3 separate regions of the Homo sapiens genome follow, and all the other regions are linked to region 1. A link is a loop called in an ENCODE intact Hi-C map of the cell type or tissue named here. Cell type or tissue: B cell. All regions are shown on one strand.

Region 1 (8,000 bases):
ATTTTTATCACTTATCGAGATAATAAGGTTTTTATTCTTATATAATCTAAATGTATTTTTATATAAACTATTTTCCTGGTATTGAAATATCCTGGCATTTCTAGGATAAAATCTACCTGATTGTTTAAAATGACTGACTTTATTGAATTTAATTTGCTGGCATTTTTGGTATTTTGGGGGGAATTCTGGCATTGAGTTTCTTATGTGAACTTTTATTTTTTGAGTGCCCTTTCTTTTTCTTTTTTTTGAGACGGGGTCTTGCTCTGTTACCCAGGCTGGAGTACAGTGATGAGATCATGGCTCACTGCAGCCTTGACCTATCAAGCTCATATGATCCTCCCACTTCATCTTTCCGAGTAGTTAGGACTGCAGGAGCCTACCACCAGCCAGGCCCAGATAATTTTTTACTCTTTGTATAGATAGGGTCTCTTGGAACTCCTGGGCTCAAGCGATCTTCCCCCCTTAGTTTCCCAAAGTGCTGGGATTACAGGTGTGAGCCATCATGCTTGGCGTATACCATTTTTGATAGGTTTTATAATAAAAGTGGTTTCACTCACAAAAAACTTAAATTTTAGTGTCTTTATTCATTTAGAAAGGGGATTTTATGTCTTTCAAAATTTGCAAGAATTTGCCTAAAGCCTCTCTTGGTCTTTAGGCGTTTTAAAATTTCTCCCCTAGCTTTGATCTACTTAGTTTTTCTACTCCTAGATTCAATTTGGGTGATTTATGGTTTTCCAGAAAAAAATGTTTAGCACATAGCTAATTTCACATAGCAGTCTCATATAATTTATAAAAAGTCTCCATGGCAGATCAGGAGGTCAGAAGATCAGGATCATCCTGGCTAACGCAGTGAAACCCCGCCTCTACTAAAAAATACAAAAAATTAGCCGGGTGTGGTGGCGGGCGCCTATAGTCCCAGCTACTTGGGAGGCTGAGGCAGGAGAATGGCGTGAACCTGGGAGGTGGAGCTTGTAGTGAGCTGAGATTGCACCACTGCACTCCAGCCTGGGCAACAGAGCAAGATTGTCTCAAAAAAAAAAAAAAAGTATCCATATCTGTTATATCTCCTTTCTCCTTTATATTTTCTTTTCTTTTTTTTTTTTTTAAATAGATTCATCAGCGATTTCTCCATTTTCTTGATCTTTTTCCAAAGAATTACCTTTGGAGTTGATCAAAAACATTGTTTCTAATCATTAATTTCTGCTCCAAAGTTTCCCTAATCCTCCATTTCTTGGAGTTTAATTTTTAAAAAACCATTAATCAGTTCACTTATTTTTACTCTTTCTAGTTCAATTTTTCCCTGCCAAATGATGTTACTAAACTCAGTGTGGTTTCAAATGACTTGAGTATTTCTAAAAATCTGCTCTCCGAGGAGGAAGATTTGCTATCACTGATGATGTCATTTAAAAGAATGTGACTCAGACTCTTGTGGCAAATTTCTAAAGAATTCTAAAAATGTTTGAGTAATGGGAACACAATTGCAGCAAGCTTATGACCTACTCTGAAGGAGCCAATTTGTAAAACCTGCACGTTTGCTGAACATTATCTGCCCTTATATATTTAGAAATAATCAAGTGCTAGGAATTAAAGAGGAGCTCTCACTTTTGTTTATTGGGATGCCTTCTGATACTGCATGTCTATGACCCAAGATATTCTTAATATTTTTCTTTTTGTGAAAATGTATTTAAACACATCATGTGTACAGCCTGGCTTCATTTTTGCTCCCAACAGAAATTAATCTCAGATGAAACATTTTTCAAAAAAAGATTAAAAACTGTTCACATGCTAGGATGACCAAGTTTTCCTTGCAAAAACCAATTCACTATGATGATGTGGATGAAGGCAGAATGTGTTATTAAAAATAATTAAGTGCTCTGATAGGCCACAATTATAAGCGATAAAAATATTCTCTAATAAAATGTATTGTGCCAATAGAAAGGTAGATTGCAGGTGTGACCTTTGGCAAGGTATGTAGTAGAACTTATTAGAGCCATGTGTTTGTAGATTATGTAACAGTTTTTAAGTGGTCAGGAAGGGGAGGATTTTGTGGTCAGAAAAGTGGAACTGCCCTATTTAACATATGACCCTGGCCATTCCCATCCCAAATTACTGTTGATCAAGTTACAGATAGTTGGGAAGCCCAGGTGAAAGGGAAGCCTAGAATAAGGCCCGACAAAATTGCAATAAACAGTAGGCCACAAAGCCAGTGGCCATTATCATTAAAAACACTTACTGAAGTATTTAATATAGAAAATAATGTCAAGAAAAATTGTTTTGCAAAGCACTATGAACCAGAAATCACTTAAAAAGGCTTTAACATATCCTCCCCTGATGTCTTTAGGAAAGCTAGAACATGACCAAAAACATAAGTAGACCTCCCCAGACTAACAGCTTTATGATCATTATTTGAAAGCATTTTGTTTTGCATTTGCATGCATCTCAGGTTTAAGTTTCCAAATTTTTAAAGCATTTAAGTGCTAATGCTCTAGGAATTTACTCTTGAGAATAAACACCACTAGGAACCAATAAATGGAAGCCCAAACTTTTACTGTCTCTAGCAACTTCAAACAGGGGCATACCTATAAAAATTTATATATTCAGCATTGGTCTCAATTGGGTTGCCTTTTACAGAAGCACTTTAATGGGACAGTAAACCAGAGCCCAGAGGAAACAAAAATCCTAATTTTGTGTTGTGGTTGCCAAATTTTCAGAAAAGCACAGATCTAAAGCCCAAAGGCTGCTAAATTGATTCACATGAACAGAGCCTGAGGCCAAGTTTAAGTGCGAAGATTTTATTAGGCGGTACAATTCCAAGGTGGTAAGGGTGAAAGGAAAGGCGAAGGCAGGCAAATACATTATTGAGCTGAAAACAACTTTACATTCAAGGACAGCTTCCAGACAAGCCATGTAGAACCAGCATGCCTTGGGACTGTGTGGATGGCAGGGAGACGAGTTTCTATGCTGACCACTTCATGCTTTCTGCCCCCTTTGGGGAAAGTATGCCTCACGGACCTCTAACTCTCCCACTTCTCTGGGGGCAGCACCTGACCCCTCCCGGCAACTGCTAGGCAAGAGCATTCTGTTCCTTCAAATTTCTCACCTGAGTCTGAGTCAGAGCATCCCATCATCAGAGCCTCTGTCAGGGAGGCAGTGCTGAAGCATGACCTTCACCTGGGGGAGGCTGTCGGGAGATGGCACTGGAGGCCAGGCCTCTACCCTAAGCGAGAGGTGCAGGCCGGGGTGGAGGTGGACGGTGGGACAGAGTAAATCCGGGGAAGCACATCAACCGGGTCTGGTAGGGCATAGCCTTCTTGGACCTGAGCCATTCCTACTGCTGATGTCCACTGCTTCTCAATCGAGAAACAGCACGGATTCAGCTCTCAGATTTTGTAAACTGTGATTTTCTCCCTTATTCCTCAACAACCACCTAGCCACGACCTTCTTTAACTCTTCCCCCAACCCCGAAACTTTTGAGGAAATGACTTTTCTTATAATTTGAATGTTAATAAACCGTACCCATTTAGAAACTACAGTTTGATGATTTGGGGCGACTGTATACGTCATGTTGCCGCCGCTCCTATTAAGATATGAAATTGTCCCACCACTGCCCCAAAGTTCCCCCGCTCCTGTGCATTCCATTCTGTCCTGTTCCACTCCTTTCCCAGGCAACTGCTTTGCATCGCCACTGTTGCTTCTTCTAGAATGTCCTATAAATGGACATCAGACCGACTATGGCTTTTTGGGTTCTTCCCCCCACAGCATCGTGTTTTTCAGCTCCACCCACGTGGTTTTGGGTATTAATCCTATGGTAGAACTAGCTAGATGCTGGAGAACTCATTATGCGCCGGTAGGTAATTTTAACCTGCATCGTCTCATCTCTATTCTGTCACAATAGAGGAAACTGAGGCACGCCCGGCGTGTGGGCGTGTGAGGGGGCACCGGGCCGACTTCCGCCCGTCAGTAGGCCTGGACCTGCTGGCACCCGCTGTCAAGATAGGGCCTGGCGTCGCGGCGAGGCATCAGCTCGGGCAGAAGCACAGCCCAGGAAGTGGGCGCGTCGCAAGCTCCACACCCAACCAAACCCGGGCAGAGGGCTCGGTGGGCGCGAGGCCGAGGGCCCAAGAGGCCGGGGCCGCTACCCCCTCGCCCCTGGGACGGCCTCCGGGTCTCCTTGCTCCAGCAGACAGGCCCGCGGCGGCTACTCCGAGGCGCAGGGGCAAGGCCGCAGCGGGCAGCGGAGGCCGAAACAGAGAACACACACAACGCGGACCGACAGCAGTCACCGCAGGGGTCGCCGGGGCGCGGCTCTATAAAGCCTCGGCTCTATAAAGCCGCGCTAAGCCGCATCGCGCTGCACGTTTCCTTCCGCGCGGGGCCGGCGCTACTTCCCGCCTTACCAGGCCGCCGTGCCGGGAGGAGCTGAGACGTCTGCAAGGCCGCAACATCTCGCAGCAGCTTTTCGCCTGCTTCCTCCGCTCGCTCTAGAGGGCACAGCAAGGTGCGGGGCTCAACCTGCCGCTTCCCCAAGACGGAGGTGGCCGCCACGCTCCCGCCCGCTGTAAACGTCCGAGCGGGAAGAGCGGCCTCTGGTTTCTGTGGTATCGGCTTCTGGTTTCTGTGGTATCCGGAGACTTCGTTTCCCGGCGCGAGGGAAACAAAGATGCTGGCGTGGAGCGGCCTGCCCGCCGCTATTGTCTGGCTGCCTGACAGGGAGCGGCCGCTTTCGCTTTCTTCTGCCGAATGGAACGTGGTGACTCGGGAGCCGCGGAGCGCCTTTCGAGGCAGCTTTGTCTGCGGAAAGGGAGCGCTGCGGACGGCCTGTCGGAATGGTCACCGCCCGCTTTCCGCGGGAGGCGCGCCGGGCACCGCTGGGCGATTTCTCCGCCTCAGCGAAAGAAAGGAGAAGCCGGCATTTGTGGCCGCCCAGTCTTCGTTCCGATTTGAGCCCTGGCGTCGGCGGGAGGTGACAGTGCTGTCCGCGCGCACCCCCTCCGTCGCCGTCAGGGTCGTGCTCCTTAGGTTTCCTGCGGTTTTTCTGCTGCTCTGAGACGGTCTCTGGGACCAAGTTCTCACAGCATCGTCTTCTCCTCTCGCAAATAATCTTTTTATGATGTTTGTTCTGCTGAATCCACCGGACGCCTCAGACACGGGCCCTGACGGCATCGCCGGCCTGGGGGAGGCGTGGAGAGAGGGGAGGAAGGCGGGAGGGCTGTGGGGCTGCTAGCTGATTTGGGGATCCCATCATCTTCGAATTTTTATGCAGAGCCCATGGAAGCGCCTGGTCAGAGAAGCGGGAGGAAACCGAACCTAAGAAAGGGGCTTGGAGTCAGCAGTGAAGAATCTATTGTTTATTTTAGTTTTGTTTTTAGATTCAGGAGGTAGAAGTGCAGCTTTGTTGCTTCCAGGTATTGCAGAGTGGTGAAGTCTGGGCTTTCAGTGCTGCCCCCACCCAAATAGTGTCCTTTGGACCCATTAGGTAATTTCTCATCCCTCAGAGTGACTACTATTTAAAAGGCAGCTATTGTTAGAGCTGGCAAGCTGCAAGGGCAAAACAAAACAAAACAAAAAACAAAACAGGGTTGGGGGGAGCATAGAATATTTTTTTTTTTTGACAGCAGCGTAGTAAAGTTTGGATTTAGAGCTTTTTGTTACTGCCCATCTCCCATACTCCTGTTTTATTTCTCTTTGTAGCATTTATAACCTCCTGGTATGATAACGCATTTTACACGTTTATTGGCTTCTCTGCCCACTTGATTTTTATCTCCTTTTGGAGAGCAGGGAATTTTTTGTTCCCTGGAGCCTAGCAGGGTACCTAGCAGTGTTCTGGGGGCTTTGTAAATACTTGCTGAATCAGTGGAAAAAAAAGAAACAGGGCACATTATCTAAAGTTATTGTGAGACAAACATAAAACCAAAAGGCGAATGATGCAAGGAGAAGTTATCTCTGAACCTGCTCTTTGTGTTTTGGAGCAGTAATACATTAGGAATAGCTAAGAAGGGGTCACGCCAGCATTCCATTTTCCAAATAAGAAAGTGAAACAAGTGAGCTCTCACTTCTAGGATGCCTTCCACTTCATTAGAGGGATTGGTTCTCTGAGGTCAGCCCATCAAAAATGTATGAAGAAAATGGAAGCCATTTATTACTGTTCATCTGTTACCCTCAGACATATTCTCATTTCCAGCAGCAGGGAGTTAGGGTGGCATGCCTCGTGAGCAAAACATGGGGCTTGGGGACATTCAGAACACCTACAAGATGGTGGTGTACACAGTGCTTGGAGGCATATCTGGGGAGTGTTTCAGCTGAAAATTGGCCACATCCTCCTATTTATTACACGTTTCAAAAATGGCCCCACAGGTTGCACATTTATAAGTGGTGGATTTGTTTTGAGGGAAGTGAGCGGGAGTACACTTTATTTTGGAGTGAAGAGGATCGGAGTAGCCACCTCCTCTAAGAAACTACTCCAGTCTCAATCTCCATTCCTTTGGAACTTTTCGTTAGGAAAAGGCCACATCTTGGCAGGGAAAGTTTATAACACCTGTGTCAGTACTGCTGGAAAGCTCTAAATAAAAAAGTTAAAAATTTAGTGTATTCCTCAATCACCCAGTAATTATCGCATCCTGGTACACAAAACTGGAGGTATCCTTGGAGGTCATTTATTCAACAAGTACACTGTATTTGTTGAGCATTTTTCATGTGCCAGGCATTGTTCTAGATGCTGTAGATACAGCAGTGAACAAAACACAAAAGTCCCCTCTTTCATATTATTCCACTCCCAGGGCCCTTTCATCCTTTCACTACATCTTTCTTCTTATTTTTACATTTGCCACAACCACCTTCTTTGCTAGTTGGTTCCCTTTATTCACCAATTTTTTAAAAACTCATTTCTTCAGTCCCTCAACTCATCTGAGATATGAACATGTCAAAAATATATGATGAAATACAATTTAAAAGTCAGATCCTTTTAAAAAAAACTTTTAACCAGAATGAATCCATTTCTAAAAGTTTATTTTTTATGCCTGTAATATTTAAAAAGCCTAAAAATGATCTTGCTGGTTTTCTTCAGTTGAGTGTTGTGTAAGTGAAAATTACTTCACAAATCCTACTATTAGCTATTATAATCAAATCAGCTTTCACTCTTCCATGAGACTGTTTCCTTCACAAGACTTTGGTTGACCATAACCAATTTTATAGTAATATACAACAAAAAATAATGTGGAGAATAGCAAAATTAAACATATTTTTTTAAAAAATAGAGGTGTTCTTTCCCAGGATTTTTTTTAAGAGTAAATAATGTTAGCTTATGGGATTGTAGTGCACAGCACAGCCCCATAAGGAATATTCAAGCCTAATTTATCTCAGTTGTATTATCTCTGACTCTCTTTCACCGGTTTTCTCTAAACTTATTTCCTGTTACTCAGCCTAAAATGCTCACTGCCTCAAATGTTCCCTGAAGACTATGGCTTAATTATAATTCTTCCCCTTCCACATTTCACATTTAAATGTATCTTATTTCAGACTTGTTTAAACATTCTTCTGAACTATCCTTACTTCCCTGCCTATCCTCTTCATCCTAAACCGAGGAAGCATGCTGAGCTCCTCCCTTCTGTCCCCCAAGTTGCTCAAGCCTAGGAGTCAAAGCCAGATTACCTAAAATGCTAGTGATACTCAATGCTGGTAGACATACTAGAATCACTTAGGAGACTTTAAAAATACTGGTTTCCTGGCCTACCCCTGACCAAATAAATTAGAATCTACGGCATTGGAGTCCCAGCACTGATAATTTTATAAGGCTTCCCAGGAGATTCTAATGAACAGCCAGTTTGATAAACTGCAACAGGCAGCCCAAGTATCTGTCCTCGGCAGTAATTGTCAAACTTAAGTGTTTCAGAATCACCTGAAAGGCTTGTTAAAACACAGATTGCTAGACCCTACCCGCTGAGTTAATGATTCAGTAGATTTGGGGTAGAGCCCCCATATTAGCATTTCAAACAAGTTCACAG
Region 2 (8,000 bases), 210 kb before region 1:
TGGACTTTCCACAACTTTAAATATAGCTTTTTTCATATAGCTCTAGATTTTCCTCTTTTTTTTTATAGTTTCAAAATGACAGGACATTGTTTTCCTCCAATAGAGAACTCCAGATTAAAATTCTTAAGATTTTTGGTTATATTGTTTGAGAAATTATTGAGTTCTCTTCTCCTACAGCAACTTTGATGATCAAGTGTCATCTTGGTTTTAAAATGTACGCTTTATTTCCGAAAATAAAATTGAGTTAACTTAAATGCCATAATCATTTCTAAAAGGTTGTTTTTGTTTTGTATCTTTGATGGAAAGGGGTAAGAGTACTTTTTATTTGCTTATAGGCAAAATTAAACCCTTCAAGTAAATAGCAAATTTCTCATATTTCCTGCCTTGATACCACACATTTTTTTCTTACCAAGTCTATCATAGATGGCTAGGTCATAAGTGAGTAGGCATGGAAAATTGATTTCTAATTTCTATTATTTTTTCTAATCTTCATCTGTAAGTATTCCTCTGATAGGGTGTTAAGGACTGAATGTTTCTGTCCCCACCAAAACATATATTCTGAAGCCCTAATTCCCTATGTGATAGAAGCTGGAGATGGGGCTTTGGAGAAGTAATTAGTGTTACATGAGGTGATGAGGCTGTGGCTCTCATGATTGGATTAGTGTCCTTATGAGTAGAATATCAGAGAGCTAGACATTCCTTTCCCAGGTGCATGTGCAAAAAAGGGGTCACGTAAGCACACAGCAAGATGGCAGCTTTCCGCAGTCGAAGAGAAGAGTCAGCAGAATAAAACCTACCTTGCTGGCACCTTGATCTCGGACTTTTCATCCTTTAAACTGTGAGAAATAAATTTTGTCTGTTGTTTAACCCACCTGGTCTGTGGTGTTTTTTTATTGTAGGCTGAGCAGAGCAGACTAAGACACAGGATTTAGTCTTAAATTTATTTTTCAATACTGATCGACGACAAGTTAAAAATTCACATTTTAGGGATCAGGTGTTGGATCCATGTAATCACCAGAATGCATTTCTCTTTAAGAGTCCAGACTTCTGGCTTAACAAGATTGAAGATGGAAATGATTTTGGGGTAGCAATCCAGGATAAGGTGTTGGAGAGGGTGAATGCCATCAAGACCAAAGTGGAAGCTTTCCAGACAACCATTTCCAAGTATTTCTCAGAACGTGGGGATGCAGTGGCCAAGGCCTCCAAGGAGACTCATGTAATGGATTACCGGGTCTTGGTGCATGAGCGAGATGAGGCAGCCTATGCGGAGCTCAGGGCCATGGTGCTGGACCTGAGGGCCTTCTATGCTGAGCTTTATCATATCATCAGCAGCAACTTGGAGAAAACTGTCCACCCAAAGGGTGAAGAGAAGCCATCTATGTACTGAACCCAGGACTAGAAGGAAAATAAATGATCTATATGTTGTGTGGATAAAAAAAAAAAAAAGAAAAAAAATCACATTTTAACCTAATAATCTGTATGTTTACAGTTTAAAACTTATATTTTGGTAACTGGTAAAAAAACATAAAGGGGGGTTCTGGGATGTTGATAATTGTTTACAAAGATGTGTTAACTTTGTAAAAATGTATTCAGTTGTACTCAATAATTCGTGTACATTTCTGTATTTATGCTTAATCGAAAAGTTCCCTTTTCAATCATATTTCAAACAATTAAAATATTAAGATTTTTCTTAAAAATGTAGGCTTTAAAAATAACTTAAGATTTAAGTATTTGGTGTGATCTATAGACATAGTTTATTCTCACCCTATTCCTGTAAGCTCAACACTTAGTTTCAACATTAAAAACATAAAATACACTGACATTACCAAAAGGGATTAACCCCAAGGACTTAAAATGAAATAATACAGTTGATAAAATTAACATTCTTACTTAATTAAAATGTTTCAAGTTCTTTAACTATTTTCTAGTTAAATGTATTATAGCTTATTCTACCCTCAATTCATTGCTGTTTTCAGTTGTAGCTATAAATTGAAGAACATTTTAGGCCCTGTGTCCATCAAAATTCAGAGAAATAAAAGTTCATATTTGCATTATTCATTATCATGTATTATGCATGCAGAAACAGAGCAGTTAGGTTTCTTCAGGCTTTTTTTCCTAAACTTTGCATTGCATGACATCAGACACAAGTGTTAGAAACGAAAGCAGAGACACGTTAAACCATGTGGCTTCCTCCTAGCCTCCATTATTTTCTAAAGAAACACTTGCATTATAAAAATACTTTAAATGAATGACTTCTATGACTTTTGTGACAGATCTTTAATTTTTATCTATTATCTGTTTTGTCCTTTTCTGAATTAGATGAATAGTACATTCTCTAATGAGTTTTTATTTTTAAATCATAGCAATTGGTTCACCTTTTATTATGTTACTTCAGTGAATTTCCCTCTGATTGTGTATACGCAGTTTAAGTATACAACTCTATTAGCAACATTAGGAACATATTTACATACTCAAATATACAACATAGCCTTTTAAATGCTATTCAGCCTTTAATTAAAGCTTTAAATGATCTTGACATATATCTAGGTTTGGCTGGTATTACAGAGCCCAGAAATTAAGGACAAAAAGATGCTCCTCAGAAATAGCATTTATTGCAACATCAACAACCATGACACGTTGAAATTTTATAAGGCCAATGCATCCATAAATATTTGTGCAATTCTTCCAAATTGTTGCCCACCTACCTTTTTTTTTTTCTTGAGACAGGGTCTCACTCTGTCACCCACGCTGGAGTGCAATGAAGTGATCACCATGCTGGGTTAATTTTTTATTTTGTGTAGAGATGCTGTCTCATTCTGTCGCCCAGGCTGGTCTCCAACTCCTGGGCTCAAGTAATCCTCCTGCCTTGGCCTCCTAAAGTGCTGAGACTACCGGTGTCAGCCACCCACACTGGGACCCACCTATCTTACCTGCCTGCAAGAGCCAAGGAAATGGCCTAAGCACTTGTCCACATAATCACAGCAACTGCTTCTGCTTACATTAGAGGGGAGTTTTGCACTCAGTGTGACACCTCCATTCCCATTTAATTCTCCTCCATTTTCTGGTCTCTAAATCATATTAATACCCAAAATAGGGTGAAATAGAATGTATTTAGAAATTTAAGATCAAATTTTAAACTGCCACCTAGGCCCCTGGTCAAGTACAAATTCTGGTACTATCTCACAAAAGTGTCCTGAAACAGGGGTCTACGTGGATGTGCCAATTCCCAAACATCAGCTTGGGGTCAAAGAATCCTTAGTCTCTAGACTCCATGGCCTGAATCTATCCTGAATCTGTCTCCTTCCAGATTTTGCCTGCCTCTCTCTCTCATCTTGCCTTCTGTACCTAAATGCTAACAAATTGTTTCCCTAAGACAGATTCCCCAGGAATACTTCCTATGCACACACAGCTTTCATTTGAATAAAATTGAGCAGCCCAATGAATGCATAATTTAACAATGCCCTTTAGCACGCCACAAATGTTGTGTTGGTTTTTATTTTACCCCCTTTACAAGATTTGGAGCAAAATATTAACGAAACTTCATAAAAACCAATTCAAGTATCTTTTGGTTTCAAATTAACTAATTAGGTAGCTGTATTTTAGAGGAAGGAACTTCCAAGAAGGCAGTACATCAGGGAGGAGCTTGGGCTTGGGCCTGACTACCCAGGTTCCAAACTCACTGTGACTTCCGGCAAATTACTCAGCTATTTACTCAGTCGCACTGTGCCTCAGTTGCCTCATCTGTACAATGGCAATAATAGGACCTGGAAGACTTATGAAGATTACATACCTTTCTCCACGAAAGCACTCAATAAAATAAGCCTTTATTAATATGTCAACTGAGCTGAAACATAACGAATATAAAACAATATATCCACAGGAATAAGATGTATTAGTTCTTACACTTTTCTTCAAAACTGTCTTTCAATTTTCTGTAGTCCAAGCCAAAACAATAATTATTATGATGAAACTATGATTATTTCTCAAAGTAATAAAATAGAAGGAAACTATTTTGAGAGGGCTTTGCATTTGGGGAAATAAAAGGTAGGGGACGTTGAAAGTAGAAAGTTGAAGCAAAGTATGGTAGCAGCTTCACATTCAATCTTTCTCATCATTCTTTTTTTTCAGGTTTAACAGTCATACTATTGTAAAAGAGGTTTTCTCCTTTTCCGCCTTGATGGGAAGTGTTGCAGGCTTATTCTATTCTCTACTAAATTCAAGCGTTTTAGTAGAAAAAGTAAAATATAATATATATTCTTACAATATTGTCCACACGAAAGATTTACTACACAAAAATTATTTCTGAAGGCATTAATACCAGGAACAATTAATGTTTAAGTCGCAAACGGAGATGTTTACGCTGACAGGGAACAGACAAAAGGGCGGCCATGCTTCAACAAAATGTAGGAGTTTTCAGTTTGCAGCTTGAACTTGACACTGTTGAAATACATGCATTTCGGTGGCCCCGTTACATTTCACGCGTCACGAAGCCGAGCAAGACCAGCCCGGGCCGCCTTCCCCGTGTACGCGCGGGCCTCCGGGGACGCGCAGAGCTGGAGCGGCGGGCGCGCGCGGCAAACGGGCCCGCGCGGCCTCTGCGCGTCCCCGCTCCAGCACCCTGGCGAGGCCTAGACCGCCGTGAAGACCCCGGGGAAGGAGTGGCCGCGCTCACCTGCAGCCGGGAGAGGACAGCGGGGGAGAGGAGGCCGCTCTGCACCGGCCGAAAGCGAAGGGCTCGCCGGCTGGCCGCGTAGTGTAAGGGTCGGTGGTTTCTTTGCTTGGTCCCTGGAAATCCACCCCTTCTTATCCCGGAGGCCTGAACTCGATTTCTGCAAAACTTCCCGCGACCAGCTCATAAAAGGAGAGCGCGTCCCTGGGTGGGCTCGAACCACCAACCTTTCGGTTAACAGCCGAACGCGCTAACCGATTGCGCCACAGAGACTTCGGTGTCATTTTCCCCTTCTGCCTCAGCCTTTATGAAGAATAATAAAGGCAGTGTGTGGCTGTTTCTGCTTTCTGATTGGTACTATCAGAACCAAAATATTTTACTTCACGTTTCCAACCCTCTTAATTCTATTTTCCACCTTTTAAGCATATCGCAAAATTATACAACAAAATCAAGCAGCATTGCAGATTGCAAAATGTATTAAAATACTGTTGCTCCCCCCCGCCAACTCCCATTTGGAACGTTGTATTTCAGGAAAATAACTATTTCTTATTAGTTTTCTTTTATGAGAAAATCAAAGCTTTCATCTTGTGAGCTGAGAAACTTTCCCTTTGTTTCGAACAATTTGCCCAGTGCTTCGTTCGCTCATCTCTCGTGATTTACTTGTGTAGTATTCCCAAGGTCATCTGAATTTTATTTGGCTGCTTTATTTTTATATTCAGGTATTACTAAATGCATAGATGAAATCCCTATTTGTTTTGTACTAAATACAGTACAATGATTTCACACTAACATTTTGTTACTGGAAAGAAACATCAGGGAAAAAAAGCTACAGGAACATTTCTTAGTTCCAGTGCGTTGTAGTTTATTGCTAAATCTGCCCTCGTCCCTGGAATTAGCCTACACACCCACATCGAAGCATAGCACTTAAAACACACATCTCGAGGGATAAATAAAACCCAATTTGAGGAAAGAGAAGTTAAAGAAGAAAAAGGAATGATTTATACTAACTCCTGCAAATTTTTAGCACAGAAACACTGCAGGTAAACATGCTCCATTCCTATAAATACTTCAATGAAAATCGTTCCCTTTGTGTGAATGTTTCCTGGTGCCTTTTAAGGTACACTTCTAAGTTCCAAACGCTCTTTTTCTCCCTTCTTCTCTCCTCAAATAATTGCGAGTTTCCACTTGAGAACGTGAACGTGTTTAAATTTTTAACAGTCACTAAACCGCTCTGTACAGAATCCCTCCAAAAACAATCGCTATCATGATTTATAGACGTTGTAAGCGACGCGTCTTGGTCCAATCAGCATTTTGAGTTCCCGTTGCATGGTAAGACAACTTAAATTGGCTTTGGAACCAATTAGAAGCCGAGTTCCCTGAAAGCGTTGAGATGTTAAACAGCTGTGAATTCACGCCAAGCTGCACCACGCCACTTTCAACAAACTTTTGGAAGTGCACTTGAAATTTTTGAATTTGAAAAAACAATCTAGGAAATGCTTCTACAGAGTGTATGAGAAGTCTCATTTCATTAGACGATGCTGCTTTGTACTTGGTAATATTATATGTACCTGTTAATGGGAGCTAAAACTATCAGGTACTGGCTTTTCTTCTCCAAATACCAAACTGAGTGTCCTTTCCTCTGTTGTTTTTGTGACTATCCAGTTAGAACAGACTGCAACGGGTGTACTTCACTGCCCCATCATTCAATGTTTACTCTTCTGTTTAAAGTAATATTAGGAACGGTTCTACTCATGTAAATCTCTTCAGCTCCAATATCTTTTCCTCACTTCAGTCATCATACTAGCATTTGACTTCTAACAAGAGAGATAATGAGAAACAGTCGATGAGAAAAACTAACTCAGAAAGGAATATTAACTCATTCTAGGCTAAAAAATTGTCTATGTAAGTACCACTATTGGTTTTAAAACTGTCTTCAAGCCTGGTTCTGTAGTTTTTAACATTTTACATAAAATGGCTGTTTCCACGGTTACTTAGCTCTGCCTTGTTTTCCCTCTCCACTTGAAACTACTTCAAAGGAGCATATAAATGTTTAAAATATTGAATGGACTCTGAACATTTTATTCCAATGGTATATATCAAGCACATCTTTTATGCAGAATGATCACTAACAAAAATAAGGGAGAAGAATGCATTGTCATCTAAATCTTTGTGATTATCTCATCTTAGGCCATAATATTTATGTTCAGTTTTTAAAGCCAAACTAAGCCCACTGGATTAATTTTAGAAACATACATTATCTTTTCTTAATTTTAAGATAACCCAAGATAAATGAGTCCTATAGCTTCATTAGCACTTGGGTCTTTATAACTGCTAAAAGTAAAATGAACTGGGCATTTTGCCCCCTTTTTTGTGTATTATACACAACTGAACTGCAAATTTACTTTTCCTAAGAATATGCCCTATCAATGGGGCTCATCTGTGCAGATTAATGGGCATATATATTTTATTTTCTTCTTGGAGAGGAAGAGAGAAAAGCAAGAAGATCTGTGCAAATAGGATTCACCTGTCTTAACAGGCAAGCCACAATGGACCACACTGATCTAACACCTTCCAGATACCATGAATCCAAGGCTTTCAGATAATATTCTTCCAGCTTCATCCCAACAGCATAGGCAACTCACAGGGTTGCCATTAGCAGGATTGTGCATGACCTGAATTCTTCTTCATTTCTGTATTTCAGAAGTATGGTGACGGAGTCGTTAAAAACGAAAAATCCAGTTAAAAAAAATTTTTTTTAATAGCCGGGTATGGTGGCTCACACCTGTAATCCCAGCACTTTGGGAGGCTGAGGCGGGCAGGTCACCTGAGGTCTGGAGTTCAAGACCAGCTGGCCAACATGGTGAAACTCCGTCTTTACTAAAAATACAAAATTAGCCAGGCGTGGTGGCAGGCACCTATAATCCCAGCTACTCGAGAGGCTGAGGCAGAAGAATCGCTTGAACCCGGAAGGTAGAGGTTGCAGTGAGCCAAGATCACGCCATTGCACTCCAGCCGGGGTGACAAGAGCAAAAACTCCGTCTCAAAACAAAGAAAAACAAAGTTTGGAATTGTTTTTTAAATCAAGTGAGTTACAGAAGTCATCCCAATAAGTGGAAGGTGGTGGCACCAGGAAATAAGTTAAAAGACAACACTACACAGATGTCTCTAAGAGCAAGAGGAGAATTATGAAACCAATTCTCAAAACAAATGCTAATCATATTTTACAACTGATTTATGAGTAAAAGTAAATCGAACCCTTCCAACCAGCCTCAAGCTTAAAACCACGTTTCCTACTCACCAAAAGTATCCTTCTCATATAAAACTGGAGGAC
Region 3 (8,000 bases), 550 kb after region 1:
CCTTAGGTCATTGTAGTGACACCCTCTTGCCTGGAAAACCTCTTCCCATGCAGGCTGTGGTTCTCTCCCTCACCCCGTTTACATCTCTGTTACAATGTCACCTTGGCGAAGCTACTTAGCATTACCACACGGCTTAAGATTGCACTCCACACATGCATATTTTCAACGCTCCTTCCCTGCTGCCCTTTTCACATACCCTTATCATTTTCTAACATAGCATGTAACTCACCTGGTACACTTATCATCATTTATTTTCTGCACCCCCACACCCCTGCACTGCACGCCCCCCCCCCGCGCCACACACCAACCACTAGCATCCATGAAGGGAGCAGCCTTCATCTATTTAATTCACTGATGCATCCCAAGCATCTAGAACACTGTCCATCCCATAGTAGGCATTCGAAGGAAAATAGGCTTACATCAAAAATACAACCAAAAAATGGCCGGGCAAAGGTGGTTCACATCTGTAATCCCAGCACTTTGGGAGGCCAAGGCGGGTGGATTACTTGAGGTCAGGGGTTCGAGACCAGCATGGCCAACATGGCAAAACCCCATCTCTACTAAAAATACAAAAATTAGCCAGGAATGGTGGTGCATATCTGTAATCCCAGCTACATGGGAGGCTGAGGCATGAGAATTGCTTGAACCCTGTAGGCAGAGGTTGCAGTGAGCCAAGATCGCGCCACTTCACTCCAGCTTGGGCAACAGAGTGAGACTCCATCTCAAAAAAAAAAACAAAAAAAAAAAAAACAAACCCAAAACAAAACAAAACAAAACAAAAAACCCAAAAGTAAAAGAAAAGTGATGAAAACAAAGTCTATTTGACAAACAAAGTCTGTTGTCAAACAATCAATAATGGCCATTACTTAAAACAGAAAGCAATCATCAGTGTTGTTTTCTTTGTTTTTATATAACTTGGAAAACAGAAGCAACAGTGGAGGCTTCCCTATAAGAGCCTCCTATTGATACTTCTAATTATTATCTACAGAATAAAGATAACTTAAAGTGGGTACAAATATGAAAAGGCAATGAATAAGAATAAAAATAACTATTTTTATAAAGGCATAGTAAAAGGGGACAAGAACAGCCAGATTCACTTATTAGCAGTGAAAGAAGGAGAAAGCAAAGTAAAACTATTTTTAAGTGAATAAATAAAAGGTGTGAAGGCTAAAACAATGCCTGTAGAAAGGAACAAATAAAAATGGAAACCAAGAAGCAATAATGAATTTTATAGAAAAATGTAGTTGTTTGGACACATATCTTTTCTTGGTATACTGCTAATCTCTTTTACAGTTAACAATTTGTAATGCCTTTTGAAAACGAGAAAACCGTTTATTTTTGACATAGGAAATATTGTTTTCAGCTAAATTTCATGTTACATTTATCCTGTATGCTTCTATCCAATTAATCATATCAAAGTTCCATATTATTTATGCAAGTACTGAGAGACTTATTCTCTGAGGAGCAGACCCTACACATTAAAAGAATGTTTTAAACTATTACTTTATAACATCACTGCCATCTGTTGGATCTGATCAGAATTAGAGTTTAAGTTGTTCCAAGAAGAAAAAGGGTTCAGTGTTTTTCACTTCCCTTTGGCAATGCTAACTAAATTTGGCCACTGGTAAACTATGAAAAGATTAGAATAAATGTTCAGAACTAATAAAGATTAGTATAAATGTTGGCTAGACAGTTTTCAAAAGATGCAATTATCTTAGGAAATAAAATGCAATGAACAAAATAAAAATATACACAGTAATAACTACAATTATTTTAATAACTATAGAGAAGTGAGAACTGAAGTTTTGTTACAGTAAATGCATGATCATAAGTCCCTTGTTTACACATAGATCACACTAACTCTGATTCTTCATAATTATTCCATGTCATCCCCATGAAGAACTGAGTGATTTACCTAAATCTTAGAGACCCTTTTATTACCATTTCTTTGCTTTTTATTTTTTATTTTTTGTACCCCTTTTGACTTTCCATGACAGCAGTGACCCAAGAAAGTTCTAAATGTTAGCACATATAGTGGTGACTGAAAAATTAATTGATTGATTACTGGCCCATTGCCAGCTTCTACAATACCAGAGACAAAAAGCTCTTCCCCAGAAACTGTCTTGCTGTTGTGTTCCCTATGGTCAGGACCGCACAAGGGAATGATGAAATTGTAAGCAGTACACTCCAAAGGGACTCCACAAACAGATAGAATGCCCCCAAATTATATGGATGTGCATTTGAGTGCTTTGGGAAGCTTAGAATGTCCTCGTTATATATGGATAACTTGTCATTTTGTATTATCAGTATTAAACATTCTTTTCGCTAATATAGAAATAAAGCATTGACTAATTTTAATACTTATTAGAATTATTCATGGAGTATCATGCCTGAGAATGCCATGCAATTTGTAGAGAAAACTTTAGAACGTATGCCACATACAGAACTTCACACAGTGTTTCAAGAAAAGTCAATACTTCATCTAGTGCTTCAACAAAAATCAGTGCTGCATTTACTCACAGTGACCAAAGTCCTTTATCAATCATTTCAGTATTGTCAGGGAGGGGCATGATCTTAATGATTTCCTGGAATGTTAAGTTTCTCCAGCAGAAATAGAAAGCACTTTTCAAACCTTTTGAAAAATTTCTCTCCCATTCAGTAAAGTTGGTGGGAAGATAATGTATTGTGTATTTATTGTTACCATTTCTTTTATTCTATTGATTTTAGGCTAATGGTTTCTCCTTAGAATTGCCTATATTTCATAGTGGAATGAAGGCTGAGTGCAGTGAATGATGATGGTCATTTTGAAGGGGGGAAAAATCTCTTAAAGTTAGCAAAATACAAACCACAAGTTCCACTTTTCCTTCTCCATCCCTGTACAGGAAGAGATGAAATGGCTAGACATGTGTCCCATCACCCTTTGAAAAATAAATGTTAACACCCTATTCTTAGAACACACTTCTTGGCCAGTTACACAGACCCACTTACATAAGTAATCCTGTCATTGAGAATACTTTTTACTAAAGAAGCATTGACCATAGAGATAATCCACAGTGATTTACAAAATTAAAACGTAGTCCCATGAAAAATGCAAGTTCGTGTTGTAGACTTGATGTATAGGTTGCATTTAATATTGCTAAGGTTGTACAGCTATTGTCTTTGTTGCATAGGGTTTTTCATTTTCGGAGAGTTCCATTTTCTAACAATGCAAGGAACTGCGTCTTCATACTGACCCCTAGTGGCCGATTAGGAGGACGTTGGGGGAGGGGCAAAAAAGGTAATGGAAGGATGGTTCTGTAGTTTAATGAAACGTACGTTAATTTAATTTGGAACACTCTCCAGTGTATCTAAGATAATATTTCCAAAACATTTTTAAAAGATTCCGATCTGAAAATCATTTCAACATGCTGCTTTTAGAGATAATATTCTACTGCTAAACGTGTGTTTAACAGATGCTTGTGTTTGACTTTGTCCCCTATTAAGGTGTAGTCATTTACAAATGTTTTGACGCATTCATTGTACCGGTAGCTGGACATCTTCTGTGCTATATAACCAGATAGGATAAATGTAATACTCTTGAACAACATAATCTAAGAAATCTCATTGCTATTATGGTTTCTCTAGAGTCGATTTTTTGCTCTTGACTTTGTATAATAGATTTTGTTTTACATTCTTATTTATATCACTTTGTTGTAAAATTCTAGATCCTTTGAATTAGAATACTCACAAGATGAGTATCTTGCAAGATAGCTAATTTCATAAGTTTTTAGGAGGTTTTGTTTTGTATTAAGGATGAGCTCTGGAAGAATGTATTTAACATGTTAATTAATGCCTTAAAAGTCCTCTGGAATTAATAGATAAAATAAATGGGAAAAGTCCTCATGGTAAACCTGAGAATTATTCTTGCATTATTTCTGTCCAAGTTTACTGAGTGGATGCTTTTCTTTCTGCCCCTTAGAGCCTAGATTCCTCCCTGTCTGATGGAATCTTATTCTAAACATTGGTTATACTGGATTGGAAAAATCATACTGAATTTGGAAAACAGAGAATGAAAAGCTGAATTTTGCAATAGAACAAGTGGATTCCCTATCCCCATTTCATGTCAGTGGATGCCCACCTGACCTTGACTAACAGTTTGAATTTGATTAGCTACTGATTTTGTGAGGCCAAGTGAATCCCATAAAATGTTCAATTAGAAAATTATCCATGCTACTTTTATTACCTACAGTGCAGAGACTGATATTTGCATAACCTCGTTTTAAAGTTGCTAGTACTCTCTTTCAGGTTTAATTTCCAACATTACTGATTTTCAGAGGAAATCTTTATATTGTGTGATTTCCCCCCCCCACTTCCAATTTGAAGCATACTTAAACCTATATAAGGTTATTTTTACCAACCCTTGACTTTTTATGTTAATCATTTCTCTTGATTTTTCTTCACACTGGAAATGGTCCTTACCACTCATTGATTACACTTGAGTGAAAGGCTTGAGTAGGATTTCTGAGGAAACTGCCCCAGCTCTAGCTCTGCAGGTGTAGGAGATTTTGCTGTTTAGCTAAAAATTGTCTGAAAATGAAATTTTCATGCACACACACAAGTTTTACAATATGATCTTACGTTTCCATGATCTGAAACTCTCTACCCTTGTGGCTCACTGAATGTTAAGAGGATGATGATGTTGTTGAAAGCTAGCAGTTATCGGCCAGGTATTAAGCTAAGTCCTTGAGTGGAATATATCATTAAATCCCAGAGCAGTCCTATGGGGGAAGGAATATTATTGTCATGCCCATTTTGCAGATGAGGAAACCAAGGCCCGGTGCTTACTCACAGTCACAGAGGTGGTCTGTTCTGTAGGTCCCCAGGGAGCTGGTAGGAGCTGAACCTCTTACTCTCCACCCCGGCAACTTTTCTCTCATTCTTTCCTCATCAGTGCCTCCAGGACCCTTAACTTCTCCACATTTTCCCCACCAGAAATTTCCCTTGTGCTGAAATTCATGATCTCTTTGAATTCCTCCAGCACTCCTTGTACTCACTCCAGTAGGCACCTTGAAATCATCTTTCATCCCTTCCTTTCCCTTTCTCTTTGCTTCTGACCCTCCCTCCACCTTTTTCCCCGGGTTCCTTTCCCTAGTCTCCCTTCTCCCCCTCTCTGCTTCCTCTGCCTCCTCCTCTCTGCTTCCTCTGCCTCCTCCTCCTTCTCATTTTCCATTCCCTAAGGAATGATGTCCTAAAGCAAGTAAATTCTTTTGGTTTTTGTTTTCCTGAAAATACTATACTTTTTAAAGCTTAAGAGGTTGAAAAATGTAAAAACTAATAAATTAAAGGTCAGAAAACCATGTGTTTGTTTTTCCGGTCTCTGTTGATTAACTTACCTTTGAGCAAGTTTTAGTCTCTCTGCATCCTGTCTTTTTTGACTATGAAACAAACAAGTAAAAATGAATCTATATAATCTACTGTATTTTGTGCATGTAAGAGATTACCCCCTAGCCAGTATCACAGGGAGTCTGGAATCCAGCTTCTTCCACTGGGGGCCGGATGTGATCCGTCGGTACAGCTGTTATCATTTCACCCCAAAATACAGGGAACTTACCACCTTGACTGTAGGTTTTTTTTTGTTTTTTCTTTTTTGTTTTGTTTTAGGTTTTTTTTTTGGTAATGATTCTACCATTATCTGGGTATCCTTTACCTGCTGGGCACTGTGCTAGGCTCTTGGGGTACCACAGGAAAGGAACACATCAGGCCTACATTTCAGTCAGGGAGGCCAGCAGTACACAAGTAATTTTAAAATGGTAATTGCAGAATTGTTACAGTATAGGTAAACTTCAAACAGCACAATGTGGAAAGAGGGCCATGGCCCCGGGGTTAGGAAGGGGCCTAGAGAATGATACAGGGCTTGTTAAGGAAGGGCTCTCTGAAAAAGTGACATCTGAGCTGCTGAGAATAAACCAGTCCTGGCAAGCGCAGGGATTTTTTTTTGTTTGCTGTGGCACTAGAGCATTCAGCATCCTTATTATTTAGTTAAGAAAATCAACAACATGGTATCTCTAATTACTTTGGGATTGTATCCCTTGTCATTGACAGATATGTAAATACGCTGATTTCCAGGCTAAACAGAAACATTTGGTAGCTGCAAAAGTCATTTATTATGAATATCCTAACTCCTTGACCATCATTTCTATTTTATTAGGAGACAAGTCAGCCATGCAAAAGAGAGTTGTTTTTTGCTGATGGCAGGTAGTTAATTATGAGTAGGGCATTCTAGCATTTGAAACAAGGTAGCATGTATGGAAGTGAAGTATTGTGATTGAACAGATAGGTCAATAAAGGCTCTGTGTCACTTGGGAGGAAATTACATTTGATTTCCCCAGACTTTGATTGACTGCCTCAAAATCGGTAGCAAAAACATGCATGCTCTTTGTGGAAGTGCTGGGGTAGCACTCACTATTCTCTTTGCAGTCATGCTGTTCTCTTTGAGAGAGCATAATGTCACCGCGGCTGCAACATCAAAGAGAATTCTGAAAGTCTCAAAATGAAACCTGCTAAGGTGCATCAATATGATGTAATCAATTCGGTTTCACATATTTCCTAGCATTTTGCGGGGGGCATTTTTCTTATTTTGCTATAGATGCAAACACATTTTTTTCCCTGTGGCTAGGCTTTACTTTAATTATGTTAATTTTAAAACCTTCATTTTAAGCATAAGCCTACAATTAATTGGTTGTCTCCCTTAATTGTGAAAAACTTCTTAAATAATATTTCTTTAAAAGAAGAACATTCTCTTGGCTAGTTTTGTCAACCTGGAGTTCAGCCAGAGTTTAGGGGCACATATACTAGCGTCCTGTAGCTGTGGGGCTGTGGCGGGATGATCCTTGTTCTGGACTCAGAAATTGACCAATTTAGCAAACACACTCCACTTCTTGGATCATTACCTTTGTTGAGAAACTGGCTGGAACAAGAGTCAGGAATTCTGTTTACAGCATTCCAAATCTGGCTGTGATAACCAGGAGACCTGTTTATCATAACGGCCAGTGTTCCACCTGTTCAGACTTCCTGCAGCCGGCAAGGCTTAAAAATGCCAGCTCTGAGTTGCTGCTGCGTACACACCGCCCCTGACCACTTGCAGAGTGTCTGCCGCCAATATGTCTTCCTTGGTGTGACAAAACTCACGGAGACATGAAAAGTCATGCTGGTGGGAATGGTTGTAATCACTGTTAACAAACAAGGTTCTTATTGCCAATATCACCATCTGTTCCATCGGGTTCCACATATTACCCTGTATGTGGGCTCTGTTAAACAGATTTCTGTTCTGCCCAAGGTCACCCTTGATTCATGTTACTAGACTTTGCAGTTGGGTTGAATGTGAACCTCAAATTGAAGCAAGGATTCAACTCTGAAAGGTACCAAATGGTGTCAACTGGTGCACACTAAAATAAACAGAGTCAACAATGTCTGCAAAGACAAAATAGAGACATCCCTTGATAAAAGAGAAGAATATATTCCCAAGAAGTTGTCTAAAGTGTAAAATTTTATTTCTTGAATACCATCTAAAAATTACCTCACTGTATAATTGGAGAAGCATGAGGGCAGGGAGGAAATGAACCAATTTCAAGAGCAGCTGTAAGTGATAAAACTGGAAATCGCAGTGTTGCTGGATCCTATCCCTTCTTGCAAACTTAAAGCTGAGCTAAGCACTTTCCCCCTCCCTTCTTCTTGATACCTGCAGCGAATTTCTGCTCACTCACCTTGAGTTGATTCGAGTCAATTAAAATACATTGATCTTCTCAGCACCGGAAATATAAATAAGACTCAAATATTACCTCTAAGAGGTAAGTACCAGGTACAGACATAGCACAGCAGAGGGAGTGATTAACAAGGAGGGCCGTGATGGTCACAGATGACTTTGCAGAGGAAGGGACAGGTAAGCAGAGAGTGAAGAATGAGCTAGTGTTCTCCAGCCACAAGTGCCAGAGGGATAGGGAAGGGTGTTTGGGACAAAGGGA

The links. A loop is a pair of places that touch in the nucleus more often than their neighbours do. Peaks named below come from ENCODE experiments on the same cell type or tissue, not always from the same donor. Only the 100,000 strongest peaks of a DNase experiment are listed, where the experiment ranks them.
Region 2: it touches region 1 in a loop (10-fold over the local background); 29 of 110 quality-filtered maps call a loop at or near these places.
Region 3: it touches region 1 in a loop (8-fold over the local background); 37 of 110 quality-filtered maps call a loop at or near these places.

Annotation. Positions count from the first base shown.
Region 1 is chr10:22,432,654-22,440,653 of GRCh38, forward strand. LINC03027 (long intergenic non-protein coding RNA 3027) reads right to left here and starts at 5,276. Exons shown (of 1, transcript NR_036533.1): 1 at 2,772-5,276. LOC105376449 (a long non-coding RNA gene) reads left to right here and starts at 4,422. Exons shown (of 4, transcript XR_001747392.2): 1 at 4,422-4,498. RefSeq lists a silencer at 4,024-4,203 and enhancers at 4,674-4,723, 4,690-5,190, 5,024-5,183, 5,191-5,691. In B cell, a CTCF peak has its summit at 4,236; DNase peaks (open chromatin) are centred at 3,118 and 4,378; H3K4me3 peaks cover 2,365 bases; H3K27ac peaks cover 3,496 bases.
Region 2 is chr10:22,224,641-22,232,640 of GRCh38, forward strand. TRN-GTT2-3 (tRNA-Asn (anticodon GTT) 2-3) reads right to left here and starts at 4,942; the gene lies at 4,869-4,942. It also overlaps the pseudogene PSME2P6. RefSeq lists a silencer at 4,394-4,643. In B cell, no CTCF peak of the experiment used is centred here; DNase peaks (open chromatin) are centred at 4,781 and 5,981; H3K4me3 peaks cover 2,715 bases; H3K27ac peaks cover 1,933 bases.
Region 3 is chr10:22,985,828-22,993,827 of GRCh38, forward strand. All of the region lies in intron 10 of ARMC3 (armadillo repeat containing 3), which reads left to right. Among named protein-coding and RNA genes, the nearest start is that of ARMC3, 62 kb to the left of the region's middle. In B cell, CTCF peaks have their summits at 1,504 (motif pointing left), 1,711, 3,246 (motif pointing left) and 3,448; DNase peaks (open chromatin) are centred at 1,524 and 3,234.